Regions from separate parts of the Mus musculus genome. Here region 1 is linked to region 2. The links are chromatin loops, found by intact Hi-C in ENCODE. Cell type or tissue: gastrocnemius. All regions are shown on one strand. Links, peaks and the distances in the headings refer to the core of each region. The heading gives the core; the rest is flanking DNA. Region 1 overlaps Itsn1 (intersectin 1 (SH3 domain protein 1A)). Region 2 holds the start of Cryzl1 (crystallin, zeta (quinone reductase)-like 1).

Evidence for each region. Peaks named below come from ENCODE experiments on the same cell type or tissue, not always from the same donor. Only the 100,000 strongest peaks of a DNase experiment are listed, where the experiment ranks them.
Region 1: a loop joins it to region 2, with 3 times the contacts of the local background. A loop is called at or near these places in 13 of 42 quality-filtered maps.

The regions. Positions count from the first base shown.
Region 1 is chr16:91,877,993-91,889,194 of GRCm38, forward strand. Itsn1 (intersectin 1 (SH3 domain protein 1A)) reads left to right here. Exons shown (of 39, transcript NM_010587.2): 29 at 9,408-9,529; 30 at 11,126-11,202. Among named protein-coding and RNA genes, the nearest start is that of Gm52262, 21 kb to the right of the region's middle. In gastrocnemius, for the core only: CTCF peaks have their summits at 6,374 and 8,056 (motif pointing left); DNase peaks (open chromatin) are centred at 2,015, 3,077, 4,285, 5,851 and 3 more places; H3K4me3 peaks cover 684 bases; H3K27ac peaks cover 1,419 bases.
Region 2 is chr16:91,717,831-91,729,032 of GRCm38, forward strand. It overlaps Cryzl1 (crystallin, zeta (quinone reductase)-like 1), which reads right to left and starts at 10,972. Exons shown (of 13, transcript NM_133679.2): 1 at 10,728-10,972. Gm46543 (a long non-coding RNA gene) reads left to right here and starts at 6,474. Exons shown (of 3, transcript XR_001781880.2): 1 at 6,474-6,748; 2 at 6,843-6,933; 3 at 10,689-10,751. In gastrocnemius, for the core only: a CTCF peak has its summit at 6,617 (motif pointing right); DNase peaks (open chromatin) are centred at 6,616 and 9,305; H3K4me3 peaks cover 106 bases.

The DNA.
Region 1 (11,202 bases), core at 1,765-9,764, 160 kb after region 2:
GGAAGAGGGGAAGGAGGGAGGGAGGGAGGGAGGGAGAGAAAGAGAGAGAGGAAGAGAGAGAGGAAGGGAGGAAGGAAGGAAGGAAGGAAAGAAGAAAGAGGGAGGGAGGAAGGGAGGGAGGGGGAAGGAGGGAAGGAGGGAGGGAGGAGGAAGGAAGGAAGGAAGGAAGGAAGGAAGGAAGGAAGGAAGGAAGGAAGGAAGGAAGGAAGGAAGGAAGGAAGGAAAATGTAATAAAAATAGCATCTGCAGAGGAGCTAGGGTTGTGGCTCAATGGTAAAGCTTGTGTTTGACATGTGTGAGACCCTGGCTTCTCTCCCCAGAACCACAACAGTGGGCAAATCATCACAGGACAAGCACAGTCCATAGTGATGGTGCCCTCCTTATAGAGCTGACATATGGGAGGGTCCCCATCTCTTACTGCTTATAAGCCACATTTGCATATTTCCCACGGCCCTTCATCTTGGGGCTGCAGAGGAGGTGTGGTGTTGGTGGTGGCCTTTGCCTCTCCTCTCTCCCCTTTTTCTACAGCATAGTCATGCCACGACTTCTGCCATCTTGTCATTCCCTTCACTGTGTGTGGCAGAGAACCCAGCACAGAGCCTGTGCTGGGGACAGTGGCACAGTTGGAAAAGGTTCATTTTTGTGGAAAGGTCCTAAACCAGGAAGAGCTCTCCATTCTTGTGATCACTTAACTCGTGTTCATACTACTTGGTCCTGTGTGTATTTGGTATTTAGTCTCCTCCGCAAGTGTGGCGGCCTCACAGAAGCATCCCTGGGTGGATCCTGGAGCTGCTGACAGGGACAGGAGCTGTCCGGGGTTGGAGGTGTTTTTTGTGTTCTGCAGGAGTCAGTATGTCAGGGACCAGGGTGTTGCCAGACCCCTCTGAAGCCATTGCCTCAGGGTTGAGAAGTGCACTTCCCCACCATGCAGCCTCTTGTGGGCTGGTTAGCCAAGGGTCTCTTATTTAGATTTTATTTCTAGTTATGTGTATGTGTGTATGCCCTGTATATGTGGATGGTGCCTGTAGATATCAGAAGAAGGCATTGGATCCCCTGGAGTTACAGGTGGTCACAAGCCACCAAATGGGGATGCTAGGAACCAACTTAGCTGCTGGGCTACCTTTCTAGCCCCAGGGGTTTTGGTTTTGTTTGCTTGGTTTTTGTTTTGTTTTGTTTTGTTTTGAGAAGACTCACTACCTTGACTCAGACTTATTGCAGCCAGCTCCTAGAAGTCTGAACTCCAAGACCAAGATTGTACTCAAATAGACCTTATAGGAAGTGGTAGAAGAAAAGATGTTGGGCCCCCTGGGAACACAGGTGGTTTCTTTTTATGGTTCTGTTTCCAGCGAGCATTTCTGATAGAAAAAATAAATACACAAAGCTTTCTGGACTCTACTGCTCCAGCCATCAAATGAGATGTTAGGTAGCATGGTCAGTTGAGAAAATGTGGCCTCACATGAACCTCCAGAGGCCCCCGAACAGAACATCTGGGCTTCAGTGGGCTCTGAGGTGCAGGTAGCCTGTCATAGCTGTTGTAGCTGTCGAGACATTTTGAATGACTGCCCATGTGGCAGCCCTGAGCTGCCTTCAGCTGAGCAGCTGTGGAGACAGAATCTCATGTCCCATGCACTTGGACAGGTGTAGTTTCTGGTTCTTGTTCCTCTCCATCCTGGGCATCTGAGCATCTTTTCTCTTTAGAGCTTCCCTTCTGATGTGGCCTGAACAGGGTCTCCTAGTATTTATAGGTCAAAGCTCTAACCCTGAAGACCACAGGATGTGACTGAATTTGGAGATAGCGTCTTCAAAGATGTATTTAAATGTTACCCTGGGGCCTTCAGAGTGGATCCTACTCTGAGGTGTATGAAGCAGAATGGCAGCTGTCCTTTTAAGAAGAAACCTCACATGGACACCATGGGTTTGTGTGCAAAAGAGAGGCAAGCTTTTGTGGGACACATGAAGAAGAAGAACCCTGCCAACACCTTGACTTGATCTTGGACGGCCGCCCTCCTGGGCTGTGAGGAAGGAAACTTGTGCTTCTCAAGCCACCCCGTCTGTGATTGGTCCTGGCCACCGGGACACACAAAAACACCACCCATCCAGCAAGGCAAAGACATAACAGCTAAGAATGTGGACGTAGGTCCTACTTCCTTTGTTGTTTCTTAACCGGGGCTTTATCAAGCTGTTTATCCTCTCTGTGTCTCTGACTCCTCACCTTCTCATTGTGAGGAACGGTAGCTAGTCCACAGGATTGTTGGTGAGGATGGAGTTGTTATCTACAAGGGTCTGCAGTGTCTGGTTCAGCACTGCTGCTTACCACTGCCCACTCCTCTGGCTCAAAGCACCTAAGTCTCATTCGCCCATGCTCCTACCATCCTCTTTGTCCATGAGTCTTAGTGCATGAGACTGAAACAAAATACCCGTGGGTAGCTAAGTTATAAATTATTTTTATTTGCTGGTAGTTTTGGACGCTGAGATGTCCAAGATGCAGGGGCTGTGTATGGTATAGTCTTCCTCATGCATCACCCCATTTCAGATGGATGGAAAAATTAAAGAACACACACCAAAGAGCAGAGTGTCTGCCACACGTTCATATCCGTATCCCAGCCCTTAGATAACAGCACCGCTCTATCCATGAGTATAATCACCCCTAGTTACCCCTGAAGTCCCACGTCTCTGCAGGATAGTATGAGAACATTGAGGAACATGTCAGCAACAACAAAATTAGTCTACACTTCCTCTTCTGCAAAATCTTCCCAGACCTCTCTGGTCAAAGCTACTGCCTCCTTCATCTGATCCCCATAGGAATACATCAACCCGTGCTGCTGTAACACTTTCATTTGCCTTGCATACCTGAAGGATTTACTTACAGCCATTGCTAAGAAAGCCTTAAAATCTTGGGGGATAGGACACATCAGAAGTGGGTGCTCAGAAAGCTAGGGAAGCATGTGTGGAGACACAAATGCAGCCAAGAACGAAGGAAAATTCCAGACTATAAAGAGTGGTGGTACCTGTGCCAGGAGTCCGCCATCAGAAATCCAGAATGGCGTGCTGCTCACTGCGTGCGTTGTCACAGCAAAGCAGTAGACTCTCTCTGGAGGAATTCCATTTCTACACTGCTCCATGGCAAGCCAGGTAGACCAGATGGCCCTTCTTGGAAGATGATATTAATTAAAAACTATGGCTGCTTTTGAGTTTCTTGGGTTTGCAACTGAGTGAGGAGGTTGGGTGCACACTCTCAGACAGACCCAGCTAACATGCCTCACCATGAGTCCCTTACACAGGCCAGAGTGAGATACTCAAGGCTCAGCCACATCTTTGATGCCCTTCTTGGCATCTCCAACCTCCCACCACAGGCCTCACACTTGCTCCTGCTTTCTTATCAAAAGCAAACCCTGAGAATTTACAGCTCTCCTGTCCTGGGAACTGATGACGTCTCACAGCTGTGCTCTTCCAGAGGCATCTGTGAGCCAACAAGGGTAGAGAAACCAGTCCAGGATGCCAGGGTCTCCAGAAGACAAGGTCCCAGATGTCTCATCCATCGCTGCCTTCGGTTCCAAGCACAGATGATGCCTTGCAGGAAGAGTCTACACTTTCCTGGCTGGGAGGCAGGGAGGATTCACAACACAGCTGTGGTACAGAGATAAAGCCAGAGAACATGGCATGAACAGCATCGTCCGCTTTTCTTACAGAACAGACCACCGCACATGCATTCTGCCTGTGATGTTGACTGGTTCCTAATAGAATCAGGATCCTAGGAGGATCAAACCCAGCCTGATTAGGACAGGAAAAGTGTAGCTCACGTGGCAAGAGAGACTAACGTCCTGGAGAACCCCTACTTTCCACATGCAGGTCCACTCTAACAACACCTGTTGTATAGACAGGAACTCCAGGCATCCAATCAACACCTATTCAGTCACTTAGAAAAGGGATTCCATTCCGGATGAATGTCCCTAGAAGCATTGTGCTGTCATCCCCTTGAGATGAAAACCTTCACCCAGGCCTCCACTCCACGGCTCTCCTGCCGTTCCTCGTTGTATCTGTGTTTGTTCGGACATTGCTACCCCCTTCCCCCCATAACATGGCCTTTTCTATGCCCTGTGTCTCCCACGAGTGTCTGTGTTCACCTAGCTGCTTCTACAGCACTGTTGACTGGCCCATTCTTTGTGTGTGTGAGTGTGCAGGTGTGATTGTGAGTGTGTAAGTTTGTGATGCTCAGAAGTCAACCTCAGCCTCGTTCCTCAGAAGCTGTCCACTGTAGTTCCTGAGACTGTGTTTCTCAGAGACACTGGAGCTTGCCAAATGCTAAGCCAGGCTGGCTGGCCAGCAAGCCCCGTAAATCTGCCCATTTGTGTCCCGCCCCCAAGTGCTGGGATTGTAAGCATGACTCCATGCTAGCTTTATAATGTATGTTCTAAGAAGTGAACTCAGCTCCAAGCAAGGCGAACACTTCACCAAGGAAACCATTCCCAGCCCCGCACCCCCCTCCTTCAATGCCACATGTTTGTATACTTTTAATCTGCCTTTCCTGAGGGCTCTCCCCTAAACTTGTGGGTTTCCCTTAAGAAAAGAACAGTCTCTGCTCACTTCTGTGTCCCTTCGACTTCCTAGAAACGTAATAGTCATTGACTAACTTATTATATTCTTTGGCTTCTTCATAACAGAAACCAGGCATGTTTATTTATTTCCCTCAGTGTTTAGCGGCTGTGGGAGCTAATTCAGGTTTCAAGTTTCATTGAAGAGAGGAGAGTCTTTCCCCCCCTCCCTAAGAACTTCTGAATTCTTTGAAATTCTACAGTATCTGTAGGCTATGTATTGTTTGTAATAGAGAGGATTTCAGTTCTGCTGGTCAAGTATGTCCATGACGGTTTAGGGGGATTTGATGACCTTTTAGGGCTGAGATATTTTCCAAGTCTGGTCCTTCCAAAAGAAAATTACAGCCTTGTCCCCTCTCTTAAGTATATTTAAGGAGACTATATAAACTTGGGAGCCTATATAGGAATTTCCTGTGGCTTTAATGGGGGGCGGGTTGCTTTTTAACTTTTTGGAGTCCTTGCAATATTATTTCAGCTGTGGGCCAATTTTAGTTTTGAGTCACCCTCCATCCCTGCTCCGTGGCCATAGAAAATCATTCACTACACTTTGTCCTTCATCTTTCCCTGGGCCAAGCTTCCTGCATCCTGATACCCAAGGGAGCGGCCACAACCTTTACACCCCCTAAAGAAAACTTTTAAATCGAATGACTTTTCCAGTTCCCCTGCTTTGAATAATGGAGGATTTTTAAACCTCTTGTTTTTTTCTAAATACTACTTTTTTTTCAAACAAAGGATATTTGGGGAGGTTAGAATACTTTTTTCAAGTCTTTCATGGTTCTCTGGGTCTGGAAATCATCTTCATGGTATCCCAGGGTCAGTTTAAAGAATTAAAAAGAAAGAAAGAAAGAAAGAAAGAAAGAAAGAAAGAAAGAAAGAAAGAAAGAATGAATGAATCTAAAGCCAATGTGGTTACTGTGTGACGTGGAGACAAACCTCACAAAATCTTTGCCTTTAACTGGGTTCTAGGTCCAGGGGCCAGCGTGGCCATTTCACATCTTCAGGAAGGCTTGCTTGAGTTAGACTTGCATAGCTTAGGATTCTGGGGCTAACAGCTCAAACCTGCAAGCTTCCCTGGGGTCTCAGTTCTCGGTTGGGTGCTGTGTACATCCAAAGGCTGCTCTGTCTAGGGCAAGGTGTACCGCAGCCCTCAAGTGCATCCAGAGCTGGCCCTGAGCCATGTTCCTGCACCTCCTGCTGTTCTCCAGAACTTGTACCCAGAGGAGCCTCCAGAATCCCAAAGAGGCAGGCATCTCTCCCAACAGGACCTCATTCCAGTTTCTCAGTCATCCTTGTGTCTTCTGGTCATGACTCCCTTGTTGTAGAAAGCAGTTGGCATTTCTCAGCAGGGACTCTTGGCAGGTGGTGAGGGCTCTCTGTCCTGTGTATTTTAGTCCATTACTCCTGGGCCAACCTGACAATTCCAGCCTTTGCTTTCTTGTTAGAACAGGAATACACTCAGCCTTGCGGGTGGGATGCAGTAACTTCCCGATGTACTATGAGGATGACATTAACTTGGAGAGGGGCAGTGTCACCTTCAGCCTGGGCAAACAGTACAACCATCAGCCTTGTAGGGGCAATATGACCTTTAGCCTGTGGGGGGACAATACCACCGTGACCCGTGTATGTGTGTGTGTGTGTGTGTGTGTGTGTATACAAATACCACCTTCAGCCTGGGGGGGAACGACAGAGTACTATCTTCAGCCTTGGGGTGGGAACAGTAGAACCTTTAGCCCACATGTGGGGTGCAGCACCACCTCCAGCTTGGGGTGCAGTACCACCTTCAACCTGCAGGGTGCGCAACACCACCTTCAGCCTGAAGGGCCAGCACTACCTGGGGAGCGGAGAGAAATAGCAGTGTCAGCTTCAGCTTCAGCCTAGGAGGCAGCAGTGTGTTCAGCAGGGGAACCTTTCACTAGAGGAGACACCACTTCCAGTGTCAAACCTTTGCATCTCCAAGGTCTGAGATGGACCCTGGAAGGCCGGCACCTGCCTTCATCCTGCAGTGCAGCACGACTCAGCACAGCCATGGCGAAGATCACAAAATCACCAAAGGAAGAAATGAGGCAGCACACAGGCATTTGTTTGTTTGTTTGTTTTTTTGAGACAGGGTTTCTCTGTGTAGCCCTGGCTGCCCTGGAACTCACTCTGTAGACCAGGCTGGCCTCGAACTCAGAAATCTGCCTGCCTCTGCCTCCCGAGTGCTGGGATTAAAGGTGTGCGCCACCACTCTCAGCTTGCAAACAGGCTTCTGAAGCCAAAAAATTGTATGCAAAATGTGTGTGGGTATTTCGTATAGTGCATAGGGCTTTTTATAGCTGGGTACAAGAGCCCACAGGGCCCAACAGCTGCCCCAAGGGGACCGTGATGTAACGGGACATTTGTGAGACTTGCTGGCCCACTGTTGATGTTGGTGCTGAGCACTGTGCAAGAGTTCTCCTATCCCTGCGGGCAGGAGAACACTGGAAGCACGGGGACTGTGTCCACGAGGGACCCAGCCACAAATGCTGGGGCCACATTTAGCTATTGAACAAGAAATGGCCCGAGTCCCGGGTTCTTGGATTCACCCTTAGGACAATGGATTAAAATAGGGCAGGGACTGAATATGCCTTCCACAGCTCAAGCGTTTCCTAGGTGACTTTCTCAAAAAGAAAGGTTAAAGGATAAAGAAGTGGAGTGAGTGGGAGGAGTCTCGGCATCCCAGAACCCTGCGCTCACCCGGCTGCTGGGGGACTTTTGGATCTGGCTTCCTTCTGGGGGGCATTGCTAAGACAGATGTTTGAGAAGGCGCCATAGCAGGCTGAGCCATCTGTGTGACTGAGCCCAAGTTTAGAGACAAGTGCAGGCTATGGAGTCTAACTCACCTTGCAGCTTTGAGGTCAGGCTCAGTGGTGGATGGGAAGGCGTGGAGAGCGTTTCTATAACGATAGCTTAATTCCCGCCGGTTTCCTGGCACCGTCTTGGCTACCCTGGGCTGTTCCATCCCAATGAGAAACAAACCGAATGGTGCAGAAAGGGGAGGGAGCAAAACCTACCACTGTAACTCTAGGAAGTCTGGAAGCTGAGACCAGTTCACCAAGATCTGATACCACGATTCCCTTGACGGATAATTCTCGTTAGGTAGCTGTATGTAAGACTCTCTCAGTCCTCAACCCAGACAAGCCCCGTGTGCGAGGGAGGAATCCCTGAGGAGCCCTTGGTAGGCCCCAGGAGCTTTCTCACTGAGGATTCACTGGAGGGCGTGGAGGGTGTGTTAAATCGCAGTGCCCTGGGCCCCTCCCTCTCCCAGAGAAAGGCTACTTGGCGAAGTTCTGGTCATTTGTTTACAGACCCAGAGCATTTGCAGGTGCTGCAAGGGCGAATGTGGTCGGGGGTGGGGGGTGGGGGAGGGAGGGGATGAGTGGGAGGGGGGAGGGCGGGAGGAAGAAGTCACAGTGTTCTATTGCGCCCCCTTGTGACAAGTGGCAGGAAGGCACACCCCCACCTCTCAGCATATGTATTTTACAAATTCAAGTTCTGTAATTAAATAAAGATCATCTAATAAAAAAAAAAAAGTATATGTGGGGGACCACTTTTTTATTATTTAAAATTTGTTTAAATATTTATTTATTTATTATATGTAAGTACACTGTGGCTGTCTTCAGACACTCCAGAAGATAGCATCAGATTTTGTTATAGATGGTTGTGAACCACCATGTGGTTGCTGGGATTTTAACTCAGGACCTTTGGAAGAGCAGTCAGCACTCTTAACCGCTGAGCCATCTCACCAGCCCCCGGGGGGACCACTTTTATGTAAAAAAAAAAAAAGGGGGGGGGACCAGCCCTACTCATGGACTGTTACTGAAAATCTGAGCATCTGCGGCAGGGTGTCTGCACTGATAAGTCACAAAGGTCCTGTGTGAACAGAACTCCAAATAAGAAGCTAAGTGAACAGAGAGCTAGCCTAGCTCAGGGCAGCTAAGGGCCTTCCCTTCCAGCAGCCTCGGCCTCTACAAAGGCCTCGTGGGAGCTGCCTGCGGCTGGCAGGGCTTTCCAATTTGCTTGAGGCCTACTGCTCAGCTTCCACGAGTACCCCACAGCGTCCTCGCCTGAAGAGTCTTCCCGGTCATGTCTGCACGCATCTGCCTGGTCTTCATATCCACCAAGAGCCTTGGCACAGTTACTGTAGACTCTAAAAGCTGGTCTCCGGATAACCACATACCTGAAAGAAGCCTGCTGTGGACATAGGGTCTAGAGACCATGCACGGCCTCTGGACTCTCTTGGACTCTCCGTTCCTTACCACTGTGGACAGGAGGACCAGGGGCGAGCTGGCCTCTCTGAGCCCTGGTTTCCTTGTCTGTATCATGAAGATGATTCTGGAAATTTTGAGAACCACTCAAGGCAGCGGTCAGCTCCCGAAACAGTGGCTGGCGTGGGAGCTCTGGTGGGTGTTAGCGGGTCATTTAACCCTTTCCGTGCTTCTGATGGAGCATGTGTTTGCTACTTGGATTTATGACCACAAACTTTATGGTGTAACACAAGGGGGATTTATCCCCTTACAGTTCCAGAGTAGAAAGTCCGAAGTCGGGGTGCGAGCAGAATGGTCCCCCTTCTGGGTGCTCTGTGCTGCTTTTCTGCTTCTGGAATTGACAGTGATGTGTGGGGTCTCTACGCCGGGCTGTGCCACTCCTGTTTCTACAACTCAACCCACAACCCCAAGCTGATGAGACCATGGTGCCACCTCCATAGTCACAAGGACCTTCGGGAGTCTTCGCTGTGGAGCTGTGGGCTTCCCCAGCCTCGGACTAAAAGTTCTCCTAAATGGTTGTGTCTTGCAGGGTGCTCAGACCTGCATCTCTTAGATATGCTGACCCCGACTGAGAGGAAGCGGCAAGGCTACATCCATGAACTCATTGTCACGGAGGAGAACTACGTGAACGACTTGCAGCTGGTCACAGAGGTACCAGCAGCCCTGGGAGGCTGGGGTTGGGCCTGCGGGGATGGCAAGAGGTGGAGGCCCTGCTGAGGGCGCCATGCCCTGTCTCTGAGCCTTGGGCAGACTCTGGTGTATGGGGAATAACACAGGGGGTTTTACCCTGAGAGGACATGCTCACGTTTTTTTCCCACACAGCCACCATGTGAGACAGAGAGGCAGTTCTTACCGGAGCCGAGGCCAAGAGCTCACACGTCCCAAGCTAATGACTAACAGAGAGATGCCTTTGGGTTATGATTTGGGACTCTTGAGTTTTAGCTCGGCCACCAACTGATTGGTGTCATCTAGCTAGTCACATGACACCCCAGACCTTAGTGTTGGCTCCTGAGGACAACAGCTAGCTGCACACAAGTCTCTTGAGTTACTTCTTGTGTCCCATAAGCTCTTGAAAAATCCACCGTTAGGGCTGGACATGAAGACATGTTCCCCGGGGCTCTGTCAGGTTGCTGGCCTGGGATGGGCTGCCCTTGTGGGGAGCCAGTAAAGGTCTTGACACTCTGTCTGAAAGGATGAAACGGAGTTTGTGATCCTCGCTAAAGAGAAGTAACCTTTGAACCCACACGCAGTGAGAGTGACCATGTCAGGAGGTAGGTTTACAGAGCAAGACCTGAGAGAGTCACCTTCAACATGAAAAGTCCCTGTCACGGTTTGTAAACTGGTACCCTCACGAATGCCATGAAACTGTAATGTCGCCTACACACCCAGGAGGGAGAGTGATTGCCTCTTTGGTGTTATGGGAGTTTCAGGCTAAAAATGCTAGTCCACAAGGGTTTCCCCAATTATGTTGTCTCAAGACGTCTGCCTGCTATTACATGTATGGTCAATGTGTGAGGTATGAGTGTCACCTACTTCCATGTGGCAGCCGGGGCAGACATTACCCAGTTCACCATCAGATTGGCAACTTGTGCAGAACAAGGCTCCCAAGGATCAGCCACAAACAGGCCACGTTCCTGTGCCCAAAGAATTTCAGAGGAGCCTCTGCCCCAGGTGCCAAGGACTGCCTTGTGGGCAAGGGGCCAGCCCCATGGAGTCCCACTGAGGTCTGTGATCAGCTTTGAGCTATATGCTCACCCACCCAGAGCTTGGGAAAAGGGTGTTTATTTAACAGAGCCCAGGAAGAGGGAAGCATTGTCCTCTCAGGACCCACCTGCTTCAAGTTCAGTGCTAGCTTTGTGGTTGCCTCCCTCAGACCCATGGCTTGTCGGGTTGTAAAGAAGGTGTCACACATCTCCGTAGACTTTCTCAAGCTCTCCTGTCCTCTTGGGCCCCTTCCTCAGAGTGGGCAGGTGAGGTAGTCCCACTTGCACGCTTGATGATCTAGTAGCATCCTAGCTTCCTGTCGGTGGAGCCAAGCTTCCTCCTCAGAGGTTCGCCTGGACTCCCCTTGTCAAGCACTTGTCCGTCCAGGAGAAGGTGCTGTCTCCAGTTCTCTCCCTTGTGCTAAACAAACCCAAGTATGCACGTAGTTGTGTGTGTGTGTGAGTGTGTGTGTGTGTGTGTGTGTGTGTGGTATGTTGAGCTAACTGTCTGCTTTCTGAACGGCTTCGTTTTCTACACCTGTAGATCTTTCAGAAACCCCTGACGGAGTCTGAGCTGCTGACAGAAAAAGAGGTTGCTATGATTTTTGTTAACTGGAAGGA
Region 2 (11,202 bases), core at 1,814-9,813:
GGGATCCGATGCCCTCTGCTGGTGTGTCTTAAGACAGGGACAGTGTCATGTACATTAAATAAATCTTAAAAAGAGAAAGAAAGAAAAACAAGGGGGAGGGAAGGATTTCCATTTCCTATTCAATAATAAATGTTGTGTATATTTAAAACAGACCAACAAAAATGTCTCACAAGGGCCACAGAAGCAGGCCAAAAGTGTTCAAAGGTAATCGAATGCGGTCAACAATTAACGTAAGAGTGGACAGCCAAGCCGCGCTTGCGCTCGGTGGAACTGTGGTCTGCATTCTTCTGGGGCATTCTTGTTTATCTAAGTCCCACTGTAGCATGAATGCTGATCTCAGACTCAGGGATTACAGGGTGTGCCGTGTCCAAACCCTATAAGCCTTTCTAGTTTTTCTTTTTTAATGAAACGTTTTTAGGTTTATTTATGTGATGAGTGTTGTGCTTGTACACGTGTATGTGTAGTACCTGTGTGCCTTGTGCCTGGAAAGGCTGGAAAGGAGCCTCTGAGTGGAGCTACAGATGGTTGTAAGCTACCATGTGGGTGCTGGGAAGAACACAGGGTCCCCTGAAAGCAGCCATTGCTCTTCACTGCTGAGCCATCTCCTCAGTACCCCCTTTTATTTTTTAATTAAAAAACTGTTTTGGTTTGAATATGCATGTGTGTTATATGTAAGGATGGGCATGCACATGTGTGCATGCATTCAAAGGCCACAGGCTGACACTGTTTCTTCTTCTCTCCATCTTATTTATATTTGGGGGGGGGGGGTCAGGGTCTTACTATAAAGCTTTGGCTGGCTTTGAACTCAGAGATCCACTTGCTTCTGCTCTATGAGTTCTGGAATTAAAGGTTTGTAGCCCAGCCACCTTATCAAACCTGGAGCTCACCAATTCATCTAAACTAGCTGGCCAATGAGCACCCTTGTGCTGGATACACTGTAGAGAAAGGAACCTCAATGGAGAAAATGCTTCCATAAGATGGGGCTGTAGGCAAGCCTGAAGGGCATTTTCTTAGTTAGTGATCCATGGGGCGGCCCCGCCCATTGTGGGTGGAGTCATTCCTGGGCAGGTGGTCCTGGGTTCTATAAGAGCAGGCTGAGCAAGCCATGAGGAGCAAGCCAGTAAGCAGCACCCCTCCATGGCCTCTGCATCAGCTCCTGCCTCCAGGTTCCTGCCCTGCTTGAGTCCCTCAGTGATGGACTATGATATACAAGTGTAAGCCAGATAAACTCTTTCCTCCCCAAGTTGCTTTTGGTCTTGGTGTTTCATAACAGTGACCGTAATCCTGACTTAGATACCCCCGTAGCTCCTCCTGTTTCTGTCTCCCTGGTGCTGCAATTACACGTGTTTGTGGCTATGATTGGCTTATTTTTCACATGCATGTTGAGGATCCAAAGAAGCACTTCACTGCTGAGCCTCCAGGTCCTCTATAACCCCCCCCCCCTTTGCAGTGTATGTGTACATGGTATGTGTTCATGCATGTTTGCATGTGTGAGTTTGCGTGTGTGTCTGTGTGTCCAGAGGATGGCATTGGCTATCTTCCTTTGCCAGGAGCCATGGCCTAACCATTCTGTATTGTTGGGGAGGAAAGGGTTTATCTGGCTTACACTTGTATATCATAGTCCATCACTGAGGGACTCAAGCAGGGCAGGAACCTGGAGGCAGGAGCTGATGCAGAGGCCATGGAGGGGTGCTGCTTACTGGCTTGCTCCTCATGGCTTGCTCAGCCTGCTCTTATAGAACCCAGGACCACCTGCCCAGGGATGACTTCACCCAGACTCCAGCCTTCACCCTCGGACAGCAGACTCTTTGCCCACTGAGCGCTCTCCGCAGTCTTTTTAATGGAAATATTTCCAGCTGGTGATAGCCTGGGAAGTTCTTCAACTACCTTTAAGGATCTCACAATTCTTTGTTGTTTTGCAAACTGCATCCCAGGTGGGTCCGGAACTCCCTGTGGCCAAGACTGAGTTCCTGGCCTTGAGTTCCGGGGGTTCCGCTGCCTTGGCTTCCAGAGAGGTAGAGAGGTAGGGTACAGGTCTGACCCACCTGCCTAGACCATTGAATTTTCCAAAGTGTAAACTTTACAGAAATATACACAGGCGCGTGCAGACCCCTAAAGTAGAGTTCGCCCAGTGGGGAGGGAGTGCATGCATGTGCTCCTGTCCCAGCAGGAGCCGCACCCCACCTTCTGAAGCTCTAAGTGCCTCGGTCAGGTTGTGACCTTCCTTCCCCTAAGGATATGAAACAGCCTCAATTTTAACAGACAGACAAACAGGCTCCTTTCGAAGTACACAGAAAGGAGATTGCACGGTGCTGTCTTTGCATAGTTTCTCCTGATGTGATGTTCCTGGGCCCCACTCTGCTGTTGCTGCTGATAGCCGGGTCTAGGCTTTCGCACCGCTGTTTATTTACTTCAGGATAGCAATGTTGCAATTCACGCTGGGAAAGTTTACAGCTTGTGGCTGACAACAGCCATGTTCAGAACATTTCTGTGTATCCTTTTTACATTTACTGAATGGATGAGGAAGCTGCACCTCCATCCACCTAGCAGGGAGGTAACAGGAACCATGGAAACTGTACCTTACAGGGGTTAAGTCACTAAGCACACAGTACCAGGGGTTAAGTCACTAAGCGCACAGTACCAGCTGGGCTGGAGCCTCGGCAGTCGTTACTTAGAACTGTCACAGGAGTGATTTTTCTACTGAGCTACTGCTAGGATACACTCACCTGGAACTACAAAACTTTCTCCGGTGGGACTGACTATTCAGTTGCAGATAGATCTGTTGTTTTAATCTGTAGGTACCAAAGCCAAAAAGAAAAAGAGAGAGAGAGCAAGAGAGAGAATGAGAGAGAGAGAGAGAGAGAGAGAGAGAGAGAGAGAGAGAGAGAAGTGGGATGCCTTCTTTGTAAATTACTGGAATTTCTGAGAGTTCACAATAGCAGCTCTCAAGCCATGCGTAGGTCCTCTGAACAAGAGGCCCAGCGACCGGCATAGCTGTCATGCTCATGAAGCCAGCTCTGGGTGCCAGGACCTCTGTGGCCCTAAATGGATCTCTATAAAAGAGTTGTATTGAGTAGCTGAGTAATAGTTACTGCTCTCTAGGATGAGAAAATCAAATGCAGAAACTAACCACAGGCACGCCTTTAAGACATGGACTTAAAGTATGTAGTATGTATGTCAAGACGGTGAAAACCATGGCTAACAGCAGCCCTTTATCAGTGTGTGTGTGTGTGTGTGTGCGCGCAGACACACATTGAACCATGAGGGGAGAAGAACTTAAACAGACATAGCACGCATCTCCCACTTGCGTCTTTCAGCGTCTGCCCAGCTTTCTAGGCTGAGTGCATATCGCTGTTCTACCTTATTCCACCCACAGTGTCTCAGCAAGAACCTGTTTGATGGAGTCAGTTGACTTAGCACGTAGTTGGCCCTACTGTAGGGTTTCTAGGCACAGCCCAGTCCTTGAGAGTGTGCTGCACTAACACACTGATGCACAGAGTGAATCCATACATTCCAGATCCTCCTCTGTACAGCCTCACAATGGGAGGAGCACACCCACCGCCCACTCTCCCAGGCCACCCGAGGTGGGAGGAGTGTACCCCACCTGCCCACACTCCCAGGCCACCCGAGGTGGGAGGAGTGTACCCCACCTGCCCACACTCCCAGGCCACCCTAGGTGGGAGGAGTGTACCCCACCTGCCCACTCTCGCAGGCCACCCTAGGTGGGAGGAGTGTACCCCACCTGCCCACTCTTGCAGGCCACCCTAGGTGGGAGGAGTGTACTCCACCTGCCCACTCTCGCAGGCCACCCGAGGTGGGAGGAGTGTACCCACCAGCTCCACACTCCCAGGTCACTTTTCTTCCTCGCGAGTGAGCTTCCCCAGCCATTGTTTAGGCACATTAATTCCTTCCCTATGCTTCGGTTTATTTGTTTTGAGGCAGGGTCTTGATTTGTGGTCTTGCCTGGTCTTGACCTCTGGATCCTCCGGGCTGTCTCCGACGTACTGGCATTACAGGTGTGCAGCACATGCCCAGGGATAGCATTATTACTTCAACAAATCTCTGCTCCTATTCAGTCCTGACTTACTGCTGTGGCCTTTTCTCCAGGTACAAGTCTATACTAACATCCTGAGTTCAAAACAGTTCCCTTTGTCGTTCTAGAAGCCACTGTTTCCTCAGCCTATTGAACCGCTAACATGTGGCCTGGGTCAATAATGTATCAGTTTCAAAGACCTGGGAGACAATTCCGCACCCCCTAGAATCTTCTTCAGAGAGAGGGGGTGGGGGAGAGGTACGGATTAGTTAATCTAATTATTAACAACTGTATAGGATCAAAACTATTCTCCAAGCTACAACATAAAGAAAAAAAATTGTTTAAAAATACTTTCGTAGGCTGGGTGTGGTGGCACATGCCTTTAATTCCAGCACTTGGGAGGCAGAGGCAGGCAGATTTCTGAGTTCGAGGCCAGCTTGGTCTACAGAGTGAGTTCCAGGACTGGCAGGGCTATACAGAGAAACCCTGTCTCGAAAAACAAAAAAAAAAAAAAAAACAAAAAACAAAAAACACCACCACCACCACCACCACCACCAAAAAACCCCCTTTCTTTTGTTATAATCTGTGTGTCTTGGAGGACGGCTCGGCAGGTCAAAGCACGTGCTGTCATGCATGACAACGCAGTCCTACAATAATCCCCAAGATGGAAGGAGAGACCTGACTCTCCTCAGCTGGCCTGACCCGCGCGTGCACTCGTGCATGCCTACACACTACAGGTAAATAAATACAAATGTGACTGAAAGATTATGCTGTGAGTGAATGCCTGCATGGGGCAGAGAGGCCACTGGGTCCTCCGGAGCTGGAGGGAAGGCTTTGGGAGCCCCCCACCCCTGCCATGTGCTGGGGAAGGAGCTCAGGGCCTTGCAAGAGCAGCAGGCACTCTCAGTGCTGACCTCGCTCTCCAGCCCTTAAAGGGGCGGCTTGGTTTATTTAACTATTTATTTACTTCAAAAGTAAGTAAATCAGTATAAGATAAAAGAAAATCAAGAAGTATAGTATTCGACATACGATAGTATTCGATTTACATTTCTACCATCCTTTCCACCCCTCATCAAAATGGGAATTCTGAGCCCTAAGCACTGAACGTCTTGTAGAATGGGTGATAGTCAAGGCCCAGGTGGCTTCTTAGGCACTGGCCTGGGTTAACAAAGACTCGAGTTCACTAAGATTTTTAATGAACTTAGAGATATTTGCACATAGACAATAACTAGACATCTGGCTCAATTAAAGATGAGGATGTGCCCTCTCATTTCTAAGAGTGTTATATATAATTTGGAAAATTATATGACTCGATATAAACTTTGCTAAATCAAAAAAACACTACATAATTTATTTATTTGTGGTGCCGGGGCTTGAACCCAGGGCCTCATCCATGCTATGTAAGTGTGGCACTACTGAGCACATCCCTAATACAACAGTTAAAACTTTCTATGTGCTCTTGTTTTGGTAATAGAGTCCCCCTGTGTTGCCCAGGCTAAACTTGAACTGGAGCCTTAGCTGGCCTGAAACTCCTGATCTACCACATCCAGCTTATAAAACTTTTCAATGACATCAAATATGTTTAGAAAGGTAGGGTGGCGGGGCTGGAGAGATGGTTTAGTGGTTAAGCACTCTGGCTGCTCTTGCAGAGGACCTGGGTTCAGTGCCCAGCATCCACACTCAGGCTCACAACTGTCTGTGACACAGTTGTAAGAGATCTACTGCTCTCCAAAGACGCAGACCTACGTTCAGGCAAAACACCCAGACACATGAAAAGAAAATAATAATAATTCAACAAAAAATTTAAAAGGTATGTAGGCTAAGATGTGTTGTGAGAAGCACACAGATTTGACATTTTTACATTTAATCCCAGCACTTGGGAGGCAGAGGCAGGCAGATTTCTGAGTTCGAGGCCAGCTTGGTCTACAGAGTGAGTTCCAGGACAGCCAGGGCTACACAGAGAAACCCTGCCTCAAAAAAACCAAAAAACCAAAACAACAACAACAACAACAAAAAAGATTCGGCTGTGCAAACAGAGGGACACCTTGGCATACACTAAGCACCCAACTGTAAGTCCTAGTTCCTAATAAAGGTAGGCCTCTGCCGGGATTTCTCCAGAGCCAAGGGAAGAGATCTCAGATGGTGGCTTCACTTTTGTTGTAACAACAAGAGCTACACTGGCTCACCTCCTGCTACCCTCGACTCCCCACAGAGCTCATCTACTAATGAGTGTAAGCAAACCTCTGCACATTAGCCCTTACCTACGCTCGCAAAGCCAACAGATGCACGAGTGAGTGGGTTTCCTTTACAGGACGGGCAGAGATGTTCTGATAGTGATGTCATCATGGACACATCACAGAAAGTCCAGCACATAATGTGTGGTTATAAAACTTGACAGGGTCTCTCTATGTAGCCCTGGCTGGCCTGGAACTCACAAAGATCTGCCTGCCTCTGCTTCCAGAATGCCGGGACTAAAGGCATGCACCACCACATTTAGCAAGACTGATTTCTTGCAATTCTTATTCATGTACAAGTGAGTGACTGGTAGTGTGCCACTTGTAAGCAGTGCCTACGGAGGCCAGAAGAGGGCACTGGATCCCCTAGGACTGGAATTACATATGGCTGGGACCTGCCATGTAGCCGCTGAGACCTAAGCCCAGGGTTCTCAGAAGAGCAGTCAGTCCACTTAACCACCAAGCTGCCTCTCCTGCCCCTGTAAGAATGCTTCCCTTGTATAATTTAAGTATTTACAAGACAACATCTAGCTGTGTAGCCCTAAATGACCTGATGATACTCACTACGTTAACAGGTTGCACTTGAACTTGCAGAGAGCTTCCTATATGCCTGACTTTAGAAGTACTGAAACAGGCTGGATGCCATTACAGGGATTCCAGCACCAGGTGAGTGGGACAGGGGACCAGGTGGCTTTTAAAGTCTCTTCTAATAATGGCAATTTCTTTTATTATTATTTTTTGAGAGGGTAGTTCAGGCTAGTTCCAAACTTGCCTTCTAGCCAAGAATGACCTTGAACTCCTGTACCTTGAGCCTTCATCGCCCAAGGGCTGGGACAGGTGTGTGACCTCAGCAGGCTGACCATCTGCAGCTCTATGAATATCATCACGGAAGAGTGTGTACATTGTGGCATAATTCCTACACTTTACGCAGCTTGCGAACTAAAGATTGCGAGAGAGGCAGAAAAAGTGTAGTTACACAAGCAGATAGTGTGTGTGTTCAGAGACGTCGGACTGTTGCTTTATCTGGACAAGATGTTTTCAACAGGTGCCCAGTGAGCAGGGAGGCACCCATCAAACACCTGTTCTAGAAATCACAAAAGAAAAATGTAATATCTTCTCCCACCCACCTCCATGTGAATTATCGTTGATTTTTATAAAGTTGATTTTCACCTCAGCGTGTACACGGCTTTAGGGCTGAAGAGGTGGCTCAGTGGTTGAGAGTACTGACTACTCTCCTGGAGGACTCAGGTTCAATCCCCGGCACCTGCATGGTGGCTCACAACCACTGTAATTCTAGTTCTAAGAGAAGCTCATGACCTCTTTTGGTATCTGAGGGCACCCAACACAAATGTTAAATATTTAAATACGTGAGGGCAAAACACCCAGAAAATAAAATAAAATACATAAAATGTGGATCCCCTAGGACTGGAGCTACATATAGCCTGCCACGTAGGTGCTAGGAACTGAACCCAGAGTTCTCAGAAGAGCAGTCAGGGCATTTAGCCACTGAGCTGTCTCTCTCGTTTTGCTTGTATATTTTAGGTTTCAGACATTTAAATGAGACAGTACATTCTTAAATAAACTAAAATAAAAAATGCCTAGGATTTCTTACATCAGATATTTCCCTGTCAGTACCCTCGGGAGTGGGAGAGGTTGGCTGGAAAGGTGGAAGGCCATATCTCCAATGCTGTTACTCAACATGGCCATTTACTATGGTACGATGCAGAGCAACAGAGACGTAATCTGTCATTTACCTTTCTGAATTGGGCTACCAGGGCCAAAGGCAGAAGCCACATGGTGAATGTAGCCTTTCCGTTAAGATAGCCTGGTCACGTGACACTGGGACACTCAGCGTGGAGAGATGTGAACATGGAGATAGGTACTTGAGTGTCTTCTCTACCTCTTAGCCCGGCCCCCTCTTGTCTGGTAAGAAAATCTCTACCTGTTAACATTACAGCATCCTCACGTAAATGGCGACCTTATCTGCCAGTTCATGATAGGATCCTGAGGAATCATTTAGATGTGGAATACAGATGATAATTTTGATTTTAGTATGAAGGTTTCTGGTGCTCCTCACTCAGCTCAGTAGGCCACGTCCTCTGCTGGGACTGCCATCTCTGTTTGTATTCCATGCCTAACTCAGAAGGCGTGAATTATCCTGCGGCTCTCCTCCTAGTGGCTGCCAGAATTCTCACCTAAACTATACTGCCTTCTTTCAAAACTCTAATAAAAATGTCCTTGAGCTTCCTTACCAGAAGACAAAGAGTTGAAAGAGGAAACAACCTCGTAAAGTATATTATATAAAAACTGGAAGGAAGTCACTTTGTGAAGCATTATACTCTGCCATTGTCTATTTACAGTTCTCAGCACAGTGTTGTCATAGGTCTGCAAAGGCTACAGTAAGCCAACAGTGCAGGGGAGGCTGAGGCCAGCCAGCCTGGACCAGCTACTGAGACAAGAAGAGTCTGCCACAAACACAACCAGGAGACACTGTGTCTGTGGGCTTTCATTCTTTTTTTTTTTTTACTACTTTGAGGCAGTCTCACTAAGTTGTCTAGGCTGGCCCTGAACTGCCCATCCACTGGATGGGAGTCCAGGCCTGCACCACTAGGGGGAATGCCCATGTGTTCTTGGAATGAACCATGTCATTTTCCGAGTTCTCAAGCTTTTCCCAGCCTCCTCCTTGAGGGAGGCACACAAGTGAATCAGGACTCTTTCTGGTCCAGAGGCTCAGGAATCTCCATCAGGTTTGCACCTTTCTTCTTAACATGGAGCAGCATGGAGAACTATAAAATTACCACAATTATTTTACCACAGATGCCAGGCAGCTTTATCTTGGTTTCTTTGAGGTGGGGTCTCTCTATGAAGCCGTGGAACTTGCTCTGTAAACCATGGTGGCCTTGAACTCACAGAGATCTGCCTGCCCCTGCATCTCAAGCACTAGTCAAAGGCATGGGCCACCACCACGCCAGGCCAGGCAGCTGGATCTGTGTCTGCACCCTGCCTGTGTGCCCTGTGCCGTTGGATCACGAGAGGGCTTCAGATCCGCTGGAACTAGTGTAACAGAGGTGGTTACAGTGGCGAGCCCTGGTCCTCTGGGAGAGTACCAAGTGTCCCTACCCTGAGCCAGCTCTCCAGCCTTGGGCGGCTTGATTTTACACGGGGAGCACTGTTTCAAATATGAACACCTCATCTCCTTCTACATGTGGAGACAGAAGCGTGGGTGACATTAATTAGAAAAGCCAGTAATAATTGTACATTGCAGTGGCTGATGCCTAAGATTTACAACTCCCAAGAGACAGGACCCCGCAATAGGACGCAGGCTGCTGCAAGGACTGAGTGAGTATAGTACACAGCGCACACATTACGGAAGTTGGCTTTTTAATAAATATTACTTTCCCTGGTATTCTTGTAAGCTCAGTATCGTATTGTGAAAGTAGTTCTGAACCCATGTACTGAAGCAGCAAAGGGATGTCGCTGGCAATCACATGACTAACACTGCTGAGTTTGTGCAATGGTCTCTTGCATCATCTGGATTCGGAGAGCGGCGAATAGCCACAGGTGGCTACTCCGCACGTGAGTGGCGTGCCCTTAGGATGAGGGTACGAGGGTATGCTGCGAGGGTAAAACGCACAACAGATACACTGTCTCATTTAAATATCTGATTTCTTTAAAGGTTGAAATAATATTTGGATAAGCTGGTTTAAGAGAAACGTAAAATTAATTTCACGTGGTCTCTTCACTGTCCAAATGTGGCTCCCAGGAAATCTAAAAGCGTCTGGGTGCCTAGAACATCTGTCCTGGACAGGCAATGCAAAACTCAGCTACTGTGGACTGGCTATACTTGGCAGTTTGTTTAAAATGCCATATATAGATATATATATATAATTTTTAAAAAGCAAATGCAGACCACCAGGCCCAAATCCAGAATCAGTATCTGCACCTCCTCACGACCCTGGGATAATTCTTTAGTATGGCTCAAGTATGGCCGGCTCAATGAAGCAGGCAATTCCTGACCCAAGGCCCCATTACTGCGAACACCCACCCTTGTTTGCTTTAGGAAACCGCTTACTGGAAATGCAAAGAGAAGGATAAGAAGGGTGACAAGGGAAGTAGTAATAGAGACAGCATCAGAAACAGTGATAGGGAGAAGCTGGGGGCGGGGAGGACTCAACCCAGGAGAAAGGCAGTTCTAGACCTTTGCCTCCATAAACGCGGAGGAAGAAGCAAAGATCAGTCTACAATCAAAACCTAGCCAGGGTCAGGAACTGTCCGTCAAATCTAGTATTACCCGCCCCTCGGCGGCCTCGGCCAAGCTAGGCCTGAGCCAGGGCATCTCTGAGGTCGGCGTGTGATGCGAAGTACCAGTCTCCCCAGGGTTAGACAGCTCCTTCAGGCGTTTCTCCATTTTTCGCCCAAAGTCCCATTTCAGAGACACACATCGTTCTTCCCTGGCTCACCTGGCTCGGAGCAACCTCAACCGCCAGCGCCTTCGCCGCCGCCACCTTCCCAGTCCTTCTGCAGAGAGCCCGCCTTCTTGGGTCCAAACAGTACTGCCATTGGTCAGACTGCCCGTCACTACCGCAGGATGACCGATCTGGGGGAGGCTGTGACGAACGCCATGGCAACTGAACCCGGAACTACATCTCCCAGCATGCTGCTTCCCGTAGAGAGACGAGTCGCCGCCCCAGGGACCACCAATAAATGGGAGAAGTTGGGCGTTGCCAAGATGGGTTCCGTTTTATGCAAATTAGAGTAAAAGGCCACACCCTTCCTCATTCCAACCGTAACCCCTACCATCTTTCTTCAGTCTTTGTGTCTTTCGCCTTTCGTGCCCACGCTCTTTCTGCAAAACCTTCAATTTAGTTGAATGTATCCTAGCTACTGTCGCGCATAGAAAAGAGCAAAGCGCCAAATCGTGAAACAAAATCTCCG